Linked DNA regions of Homo sapiens: region 2 is linked to region 1. Evidence: chromatin contacts called from ENCODE Hi-C data. All regions are on one chromosome and are shown on one strand. The core of a region is the stretch at or near the end of the contact, and the rest is flanking DNA. Distances in the headings are between cores, read along the strand shown.

The links. Hi-C counts contacts between places; a loop is a spot of excess contacts on that map. Pooled maps may share reads with other maps.
Region 2: a pooled map shows a loop between it and region 1 (5-fold over the local background). The contact joins the promoter of CD27 here to the enhancer-like site in region 1. A Hi-C loop is called at or near these places in 3 of 37 single-sample maps with no recorded cell type and 2 of 50 pooled maps.

Annotation. Positions count from the first base shown.
Region 1 is chr12:4,133,589-4,138,277 of GRCh38, reverse strand. No RefSeq gene overlaps it. Among named protein-coding and RNA genes, the nearest start is that of LINC03141, 120 kb to the right of the region's middle. RefSeq lists an enhancer at 2,942-3,547. Within about 2 kb of position 2,262, at least 7 of the 41 ENCODE cell types and tissues checked have a DNase peak (open chromatin) inside an H3K27ac peak, as active enhancers do.
Region 2 is chr12:6,442,969-6,447,736 of GRCh38, reverse strand. It overlaps CD27 (CD27 molecule), which reads right to left and starts at 2,782. Exons shown (of 6, transcript NM_001242.5): 1 at 2,506-2,782; 2 at 2,182-2,313. The coding sequence starts at 2,641. CD27-AS1 (CD27 antisense RNA 1) reads left to right here. Exons shown (of 6, transcript NR_015382.2): 4 at 650-776; 5 at 4,020-4,191. RefSeq lists enhancers at 1,502-1,621, 2,331-2,510, 2,541-2,600, 2,145-2,646, 3,551-3,600 and 1 more and a silencer at 4,681-4,760.

The DNA.
Region 1 (4,689 bases), core at 1,013-3,512:
TGGGTTAAATAAAGTTTTTTTCCTTATTATTATTATTTTTTTGGTCGTGGGAGGAGTTTCCTATTTTGGGTATTTTTTTGTTTACTTTTGGTTTTGTCTGCAGGATTTCTCAGAGCTGTTAATATGTCCATTCCTAAGACTTGGATAGTATGAGGTAACTCTGAAACTTGCTTTACCTTATAGCTTTTTTTTTTTTTTTTTTTGAGATAGGGTCTCACTCTGTCACCCAGGCTGGAGCACAGTGATGTGATCACAGCTCACTGCAGCCTCGACTTCCCGTTCTCAAGCAATCCACCTGCCTCAGCCTTCTGAGTAGCTGGGACCACAGGCTAATTTTTTAATTTTTTTTGGTAGAGATGGGGTCCCACTACGTTGCTCAAGCTGGTCTTGAACTGGACTCAAGCAATCCTCCTGCCTCAGCCTCCAAAAGTGCTGGGATTACAGGTGTGAGCCCCTGCGCCTGGCCTCATCAAACTTTTTGAGTTAACAGTATATCGCGCAACTTACTCTGGGATATTCTGCTCCAGTGATGGAAAGAACTTTCCTATGTTGAAGTGAAGAAAAGACTGTGGGTGGGGGACTGGGCGATATGCCCTTCCTGGGAGGTCTGAGCCTCTAGTCTGCCACCCACCTGTTCCTAAAAGCTCTTTGAAAACCCTTCAACTGGATTAAGGCTTTCATTAACTTGCCTTTGTTCTCAGTGATTTGACCTTGGGTGAACTGCTCCATTTCTTTATGGCCCTTCCATTTTCTCCTCATTGAACTGGGATAATGGTCCCCAATGCAGTCCTGTCTTCCCGGGGCCTTTGGAGTCCCCAAAGTGTTTCTGTATGATATTTCCCTGAATTGTTCTGTATTATTTCCTCTGCAGCTTCTGTCTCCCCAGCTGGGTTGAAAGCACCTTGAGGGCAGTGGCCCTTCTTCGGATAGTGGTTCCAGGCTCCCCTAACACGGTGATAAGATGTAAACATCTTGGGGGAACCTCAAGTCTGGGAACTGGATTTGCTTCCCCACTCTGCCACTTAATGGTCACGTGACAAATCACTCAAGCTCCTGGAGGCTTATTTCCTTCTGCTTTAAAACAGTGGGGCTAACTGAGCAGAGGGAAAGTGATTTATAAACTCAGTTTCCATAGAATCCTAGTTATTTTTATTAGTCATTTATCCGACACATGCTAATTGTATTCCAGGCATTGTGGGAGATGTTGCTTCTGGGTCATCCACCTCATCTCTCCTTGTCTCTATTCGCCCATAGGGTGATGATCCTGGAAAATCATTCTTATAACGTCTGTGAGAAGCTCAGCACTCTGAAGAGATACACAGAGACTGTTCACATGAAGGAGTAACGGGTGACATCACATCAGCTCCGGTCCCCCAACCTTCCCTTCCTCTTAGGGGCAGCCATATACACAACCAAAAGCAAGCACACGGGACAAACTACTTTTTATTCTAGAAAGAGAAAAAGGGATTTCTGAACTCAGGTAAACTGGAAGTGAGGGATGTTGGGGGGAAGGGAAGGATCGAGGCAGAAAGGAGGGCCCAGGGATGAATGGAATTGCAGGGCCCAGCGGCAGAGCAGACAGACCCCCAGCACACATGTCAAACCCAAACAAGGGAATGTTTTGAGGCTGTGCGTCCGGCATGCCTCCGTCCCAGCCCCCTTAAGGACCACCCTGGGAAGTTCTCTAGAAAACCCATCCATCACAGACAACAGTCTGCTTTCTTTCCCCGCTGGTTCAACATCCATAGCACAAAAATGTGCTTCACTAATGGAAACCTTGTGCTGGGTTCTTGGAGCATTATGGCAGTGAGCGGCAGAAGAGGAAGTGAGTGTGTTTGAAAGAACACACACACACACCACGCACACACACACACACACGCATACACAGAAACAGGCCCAAGCCCCCTGTCCACAAATTCATGCACACAACCATTCACATAACTGTGGATACACAGAGGTGAACAGGGAACGCCTCACGACACTGGGACTGTGACAGCAACAACAGCTGATGAAGTCATTGCCCTCCAGCTCCCCCATCACCAAGAAGGGATGGGCGCCTCCCGCTTCTGTGTTTCTCAATGATTCAGTGTGTCTGGCTGGGGTTTTCACTGGCTCTTTCATACATTGTTGGAGAAAAAAAGAAAGAAAGAAGGAAAAAGATCAAATTTCAGTTCCCCTCAATTGCTCTGGGTTTGTGCAACCAAGTGTCATTGTGAGACTTCTGCCGCCCACGTCCTCAAAGGGCCCAGCACGTGGCTCAGTCTGCACCTAGACCGGGGCAATTAGTAGTTCCTTTTTCCTGTCATGAAGGGCAGCCCAAACATCAAAGGTCCCCATGTTGTTACCCTATCAACTGGTTTAGACCACGAGGCTGACTGAAGGCAGAGGCAACCAAGAAGCACTTTTGTATGTGAATAAAAAACAAGTATGGAATGTGGGCCGGGCAGGTGGCTCACGCCTGTAATCCCAGCGCTTTGGGAGGCCGAGGCAGGTAGATCACGAGGTCAGGAGATCGAGACTATCCTGGCTAACGTGGTGAAACCCCATCTCTACTAAAAATACAAAAAAATTAGCAGGGCGTGGTGGTGGGCACCCGTAGCCACAGCTACTCGGGAGGCTGAGGCAGGAGAATGGCGTGAACCTGGGAGGAGGAGCTTGCAGTGAGCCGAGATCGCGCCACTGTACTCCAGCCTGGGCGACAGAGCAAGACTCTCTCTCAAAAACAAAACAAAACAAAACAAATAAAACAAGTATGGAATGTGGAAAGAGCAGAGCCCTGGCCTAAACCTCAGGAGAACTAAGTTCTAGCCCTGGAGGCGCTAGGAACTGGCTGTGTGACCTTAGTCAGGTTACCCAGCCTCTCTGATTCTTAGAGCTGTCTGCTGTAAAATGAACAGGGCAGATAATGACAGTCTCCGAGGCCCTCCATTTCTGACCTTCTGTGATGAGAATGTTGTTCACTGGTTGCTATCTACATGAATGAAGATTTGCGGGGCATGGATAATACAAAACAATGGTGAGCTAACTTTAATGTTTTCTATTTTACTTTGTTTGCCTTTGGAATGTAACCAGAGCACACATTCAGACACTCACAAACTTCCTTCCTTCCCTGCCCCCTTTCCCTGCTCCTCTGTTTGGCCCTCCTGGCCAGGGGTGGGGGTGGAAGAATGTGAGGTTGGCTGGAAAGGCCGAGAGGATGCAGGAAGGTTTCTGGTTGGGGGCACGGAGGTTGTGGGGGAGGGGTGCTCCAGGGACCTGAGAATCGATTAGCTATAAGATCATTTTAATCCCTTCCGCTATCCAGAAAGGTGGGAGATTGTGAATAGCACATTCCTCACGCGAAATACCGTATATCCTTGCCTATGAGAAGCCCCGGGAAAAATAGTAGTGTGTTTAAATGATGAGCCTCAAGGAAAATCATCAGAGAAGTCCTCCTTCTTGTCAATTGTATATTTCAGTTTTCCTTTCCAGCCAAGATAGGGCCCCTGCAAAATCACGATTCCTAGGGCAGTCGTCATGCTTGTGGGGGTGGAGACTGGGAAGAGAGACAGGACCTTCATGGGGAAATAAATGTGCTATTTTTCTATTTTTACTCCACCTTGGCTTGGAAAATAGGATACTTTTCTTTTGCTGCAGCATCTCATATGTGAGCATATACGGTAATGGAGGCATTCCAGAGTCCAGCTGATAGCCAATCAGGAATTGGGGCCTTTCTGCATTTTTCCCTTTAAGAAAAAGTTTTGGGTCCTCTCAGGAGCAGCAAATCAACTGCAGTCTGCAGAGTTACCATCCCCTCCCCCACCTCCCACCCACCATCATGGGGACGGGGCGTTCGTGTTAGTTAGGTCAACCTGGGTCCTCTTCCTAGGGACAGCCCCGTGAAACACAAAGTCTTAGGTTTTGAAAGTAGGGTGCTGGGGATGGGAGAGAGAGGCTGGCAGGGGCTGGTGGCTGACCAGCTGGGGCCATTGCTTGGGGTGAGGGTGGTTGGAGGGAGAAAGAAGGAAGAGAGAGAACTCCGGGATGACATGCAGCTATGGATGCTCGCGTGGGTGTGCATATACGTGTGTGTGCGTGCGTGTGTCTCCCCACAGGACTGGACCAGTAGCAGGCTGGTGGAAAGCATGAGCAGCTCCATTCAGGAAGGGGAAGCAGCAGCTGTTTCCCCAGGAGACAGTGTCTGGGAGCAGCTGCAAGCTGGGAAGAGCCTGATGGCAAGGGAGCTGCCGACTGTAGGATAGACAAGGAGAGCCAGGCTGGGTGCTACCATCTGGCTGGGCTGTGGGGCTCTAGCTTGTAGCTGGCCAGCCTCAGCTTTCTCTCCTGCTTGTGAAACCTGGGCCTTAACTCTCCTGTCCTTCCCTCCTCCTTAGCCTTGACTGGACTCTGCCACTCTGCCTGCTCTATCACTATGGCCTCCGCTCAGCTTCCAGGCTTGCTTCTCGTTTCTCTCTTTAACGTTTCTAATGTTGGTGACTCGCCACTTCCAGTTGCCCTCCTGTTTCTTCTTCACTTCTCCTTCATTTCTTAGTTCTCCTTTCGTTCAGGGCTAGGCAGACCTGAAAGGCAGTGGGAAAATCGAACAGCACACTGGAAAGAGGCCATCTGTCCCCTGTCCTCTGGGCATACTCCTTGGTCTGAGTACTGGATATACTCAGACTCTTCCCTTAATACTTCCTTTAAATGGTG
Region 2 (4,768 bases), core at 1,533-4,032, 2.3 Mb before region 1:
TAATGGGTGCAGCACACCAACATGGCACATGTATACCTATGTAACAAACCTGCACATTGTGTACATGTACCCTAGAACTTAAAGTATAATTAAAAAACAAAACAAAACAAAACAAAAACAATGAGGTGCTATTGTTTTAGTGGTGAGTATCCGGAGACCTGGGAGTTCTATTTACCAGGTATAACCTGGGCTCAAAATTCCAGGCTGACTTCAGGCATGTCCTCATCTCATAGATGCCAGCACTAAGGCCCAGAGAGGGCCGAGCTCATTCAGCCCACCCATCTTCTCACCCCTGACTGCATTTCCCGGGGGTCCTTCTGCAGCCAGGTGCTGCTGTGGTACTTTGGGATCTATTGGCTGAGCTCCCAGAGAAGGGTCATGGATTGGGCTAGTTTGGAACAAGTGAAGGGACTGAAGATGGGCTCAGTATGGGGCGAAGACCTTCAGGAAGGGTCTGCAGAGTGAGTAGGGGGGTTTTGACTAGGAAAAGTTCCAACCCTGCCGGGGCCGCTGTCAAGAGAAAAGCATCTATTACAGTTACATTTTTAAGTTAAGTAGACTGAAGAATATTTCTTGTGTATTAAAGACGTTCCTTTTTGGTTGATTTGCAATGGAAAAGCTTTTGTTTTCTTTTTTTTTTTGGAAACAGGGTCTCACTCTGCTCACTCTGTCTCCCAAGCTGGAGTGCAGTGGTACAGTCACGGCTCACTGCAGCCTCCACTTCCTGGACTCAAGTGATCTTCTCACTTCAGCCTTCTGAGTAGCTGGGACTACAGGTTCGTGCCACCACGCCTGGCTAACTTTTTGTATTTTTAGTAGAGACAGGGTTTTGCCATGTTGCCCAGGGTGTTCTTAAACTCCTGGGCTCAAGGGATCCGCCTGCCTTGGCCTCCTAAAGTGCTGGGATTACAAGTGTGAGCCACTGCTCTGGCTTTTTGTGTGTGTGTGTGTGTGTGTGTGAAAAAGGGTTTTGCTCTGTTACCCAGGCTGGAGTGCAGTGATGTGAGCAGCCTGGACCTCTTGGGGACCTCTTGGGCTCAAGTGATCTTCCCATCTCAGCCTCCCAAGTAGCTGGGACTGCAGGTGCACTACCATGACCAGCCAATTTTTTTAGAGACAAGGTCTCACTATGTTGCCCAGCTGGTCTCAAGCTCCTGGGCTCAAGTCTCTACAAAATATGCAAATACCCTTCTGCCTTGGCCTCCCAAGTGCTGGGATTATAGGCATGAGCCACCACATCTGGTGTTGGTTTTTGTTTTTGTTTTTACGGGACCAGGCACTACAGCTCACACCTGTAATCCTGGCACTTTCAGAGGCTGAGACTAGAAGATTGCTTGAGCCCAGGAGTTCAAGGCTGTGGGGAGCTATGATTGCACCACTGCACTCCAGCCTGGGTGACAGAGCTAGACCTTGTCTCTAAACTAAACAAAACAAAACCCAGTACCAAGAGACCCAGTGACACCAAACACGTTTTGCAAGTAGGTAGTTTAATAGTTACAGTTACCTGGTTCTAAAAAGTGTCTTGCTAGAGAACATTTGTTCAAAGGGGCCACTTTAAAGCCTGCTATTCTAGTGTATACTGGCCGTAGTTTCTGAAATTGTAGCGAAGATGGAGAAATAATAACAGCATTCATAAGCACAACTGCAGATATTATACTTCTTAGTTTAAAAAAAACCTTTTTTTTTGGAACTATAAAATAAAAACACAGGCTACATACATACTCATTTTCTCAAATTGGCTTTTGTGCAAAAAAAGGTTGTTACCTATTGGGTTGCTTTGTTATTTCCTTAGAAAGATGTATTCCAAATTCCCAATGGCCAACCTGCACATGTGCACTCTGGGAACACAGTCAGTTTATTGGTTGGGGGTTGCTTGCCCGAAATCTGGGGTCATAGAGCCACTTCTCTCATTTTATTGTCTTGATCCTATCCATAGACCCGTTCTCACCAATCCCTCAAATTCTATTTATCCCTTTCCTGGAATACTAGATGTCTGCCCACGTTAATTCATGCCCCACCTAGGGTGCCGCATTTCCCAGCATTGGCTCCACTTGCTGTGAGCCTTGAAGAAGGCCAAAGCTTTGGCCCCGTCATCCTCCTTGCACCCCCAAACCCGTCACCAGCCTTGCTCCCCCAGATGCTTGTCCATCGTCCCCACCTACACACCCTTGCCCACCTCACCAGAGTTACAGTGCCGACAGCTCTCACAGTGGGGCCGGGTGTGGTGGTCAGGAGAGAAGGAGACCCCCGGTATGCAAGGATCACACTGAGCAGCCTTTCTATGCTGGTCACAGTCCTTCACGAGGAATGTTCCTGGGAGGAGAGGGTAAGGGATCAAGGCCTGAGAAGGGCTGGTTCTCTGCCCTCTTCAAGGTGGTGCCTCCCCACAGCTGCAGGATTTCCCTCCTTGCTTGAGCTCAGTCTCACCCTGCGCCTATTTACTGTATTAACCCCAGTCCTCTCTCTTTCGCCACTCACCTGGCCCTTACCAAGGCCCCCTCTTACCTGGCTCACACATCTGGCAGCACAGCTTTCCCTGAGCCCAGTAGTGCCTCTCTGGGCAGCTCTTGGGGGCTGGAGTAGCTGAGAGCCCCACCAGGGTCCCCAGAACGCACAGCCACCAGGGATGTGGCCGTGCCATGGTCCCTGCCCAGGCGGCTCCTTTCTGTGCCCAGTTGCTGATGCTGGCCTCTGGAGTTAGCACCTCCAAGCTGGGCGCTGCTGTCTCTTCTTTGCACCCCCTGGGCAGTGGCTGCTTCAGGTGGCAAGCCAACCTTTGAAGGCAGAATCTCTATTGTGGCTGTTTTTTTTTTCTCTCTCATAGCAGCAACCTCCACCCCCTTCCCCTTCCGTGTGCTGGGGAGAGTATTAAAGAGCAAACTCTGTGAGACCTGCTGCTCTTCAAACATGCTTCCTCCAACACATGAGCCTTCCTTAGTTTCCGCCTCTCCTGCTCATGAAGCACGTAGCCCACTGACTCCTGCTTCTTTGACAAAAAGGTGATGGACACACAGTTGCTCACCCCTCCTATTCATGCACTTGTGCACAAAGGTGCCCACGTTACCCCCCCCCACCCACCCCCCCGTCCACAGTTTACAGACGAATTCGCAGGACTCCTGTCTCCCATACCTGCATCCCTCCTTTCACAGACAACAGTTGAAAGAAGGAAGGAGAACCAGAATTGAGCACAGGTCCACAAGCTCTTATCTGAAACTTTGGGGGTCAGATAAGTTTTGGAATTCAGAATTTTTCAGGTTTATACAGAAACCAGCACCACAAAACACCCTTGGGGAGTTGGGGTAGTCTCATAATCAAACGCAACATTTCTGCAGCAAAACTATTGAATATTTACACCAACTGGGAGGAAGCTTAAATAGCCTTGTCTCAATTGAGGTCTGGTTTGATGGCCAAACGAGTTTGCTACAGAATGCTCAGAATTGCAAGCAAGGGGTGTAGAGCTGCCTCTCTTCTGTCACACTCTGACCGATCACCTATGCTCTCCTTTAATCCTCATGTCAGTCTCTGATGTGGGTGCCACCTACTGCCCACATGGCCTTCCCTCTCAGACCCTTGCTCACTCCTCACTTTTGTGCCATCTTTATCCTCCCCTTTCCCACCTCTGGCTGTGTCAGTCACTGGTGTCCTGGATCGCCTGGAGCATCTTCTCTCCTAGCCTTGGGCACTTGGGATTAAAGGTAGCTTCCTACGGGGGTCATCTCTTTTTTATTTTCCCAGTTCTCCCAGCAAGACTGATTTCGGGATATTGGAAACAGCTAGACTTTTCCCTCTTTGAGTCATGGGGACACACACGGGTCAACAGCCTCCTCCACTCTTTCCTCAGCAACCGATATGTGGAGTGGCTTATTTCCCCAGGAAGTTTTTAATTTAGGGGCTTTGCCGTTGTTTCCACACTGTTCATAAATGTCACACTGCTGTGGTCACACCTGTCAGATCTGTTCTCTATCTCACTCTGTAGTTTCCTTTCTCCTCATTTTCTCCATTCTCTTGTCTTTTCCCAGCCCCCTCTGCAGCTCTTCATGGGGGTCCACTCAAGTCAGAAGCCACATTTGGGTGTGATTCAGAGAGCTGTTTATGCAAAACCAGCTTTGTCACCATCAGGCAAGGCACCTGAATTCCCACCGCAGAGAGTGTTGTGGCCGTGAGGACTTTTCTGTCACCAGCCATTTCCAGGTTGTGGTAAATGTGTTCACTGCAGGCATGGGGCAGTGGGGTGGCTAGCTGACTGCAGGCCCTGGGAGGGTGGATGAGACCCTCAGAAGAATCATGAGGAACTGGGGACCTTTAGGAAGAAACTTGTCGAACAGGGACTTGCAGTTCGCTGAGCCTAGCAACCTTGAACCGACTGGGAACTGCTCACTAGCCTAACGCTGCTGTCCTCTGGGCCAAAGCCCATCTCCTCTTTTCTACATATCACTTCTCCAGGGGGTCAGAGCAGGAGCAGGGTCTGCCTGGCTTTCCTGGAGGGCCTCGGCCAAGAGGAGGAAGGCCAGGTTTCTGGACGTTTTTCTTTCCTAGGCAAATAGAATGAGCTCATCTCCAGCACTCTTTGCATCCACTTCTGGTGAGCCTTCCCCATCCTAGGCTGGCTCCCTGGACGGGACCTTCCTTTTTTTTTTTTTTCCTCCCTCCATTTCACTCTGTCACCCAGGCTAGAGTGCAATGATGCAATCTCAGCTCACTGCAACCTCTGTCTCCCAGGCTCAAGCCATTCTCACGCCTCAGCCTCCTGAGTAACTGGGATGACAGG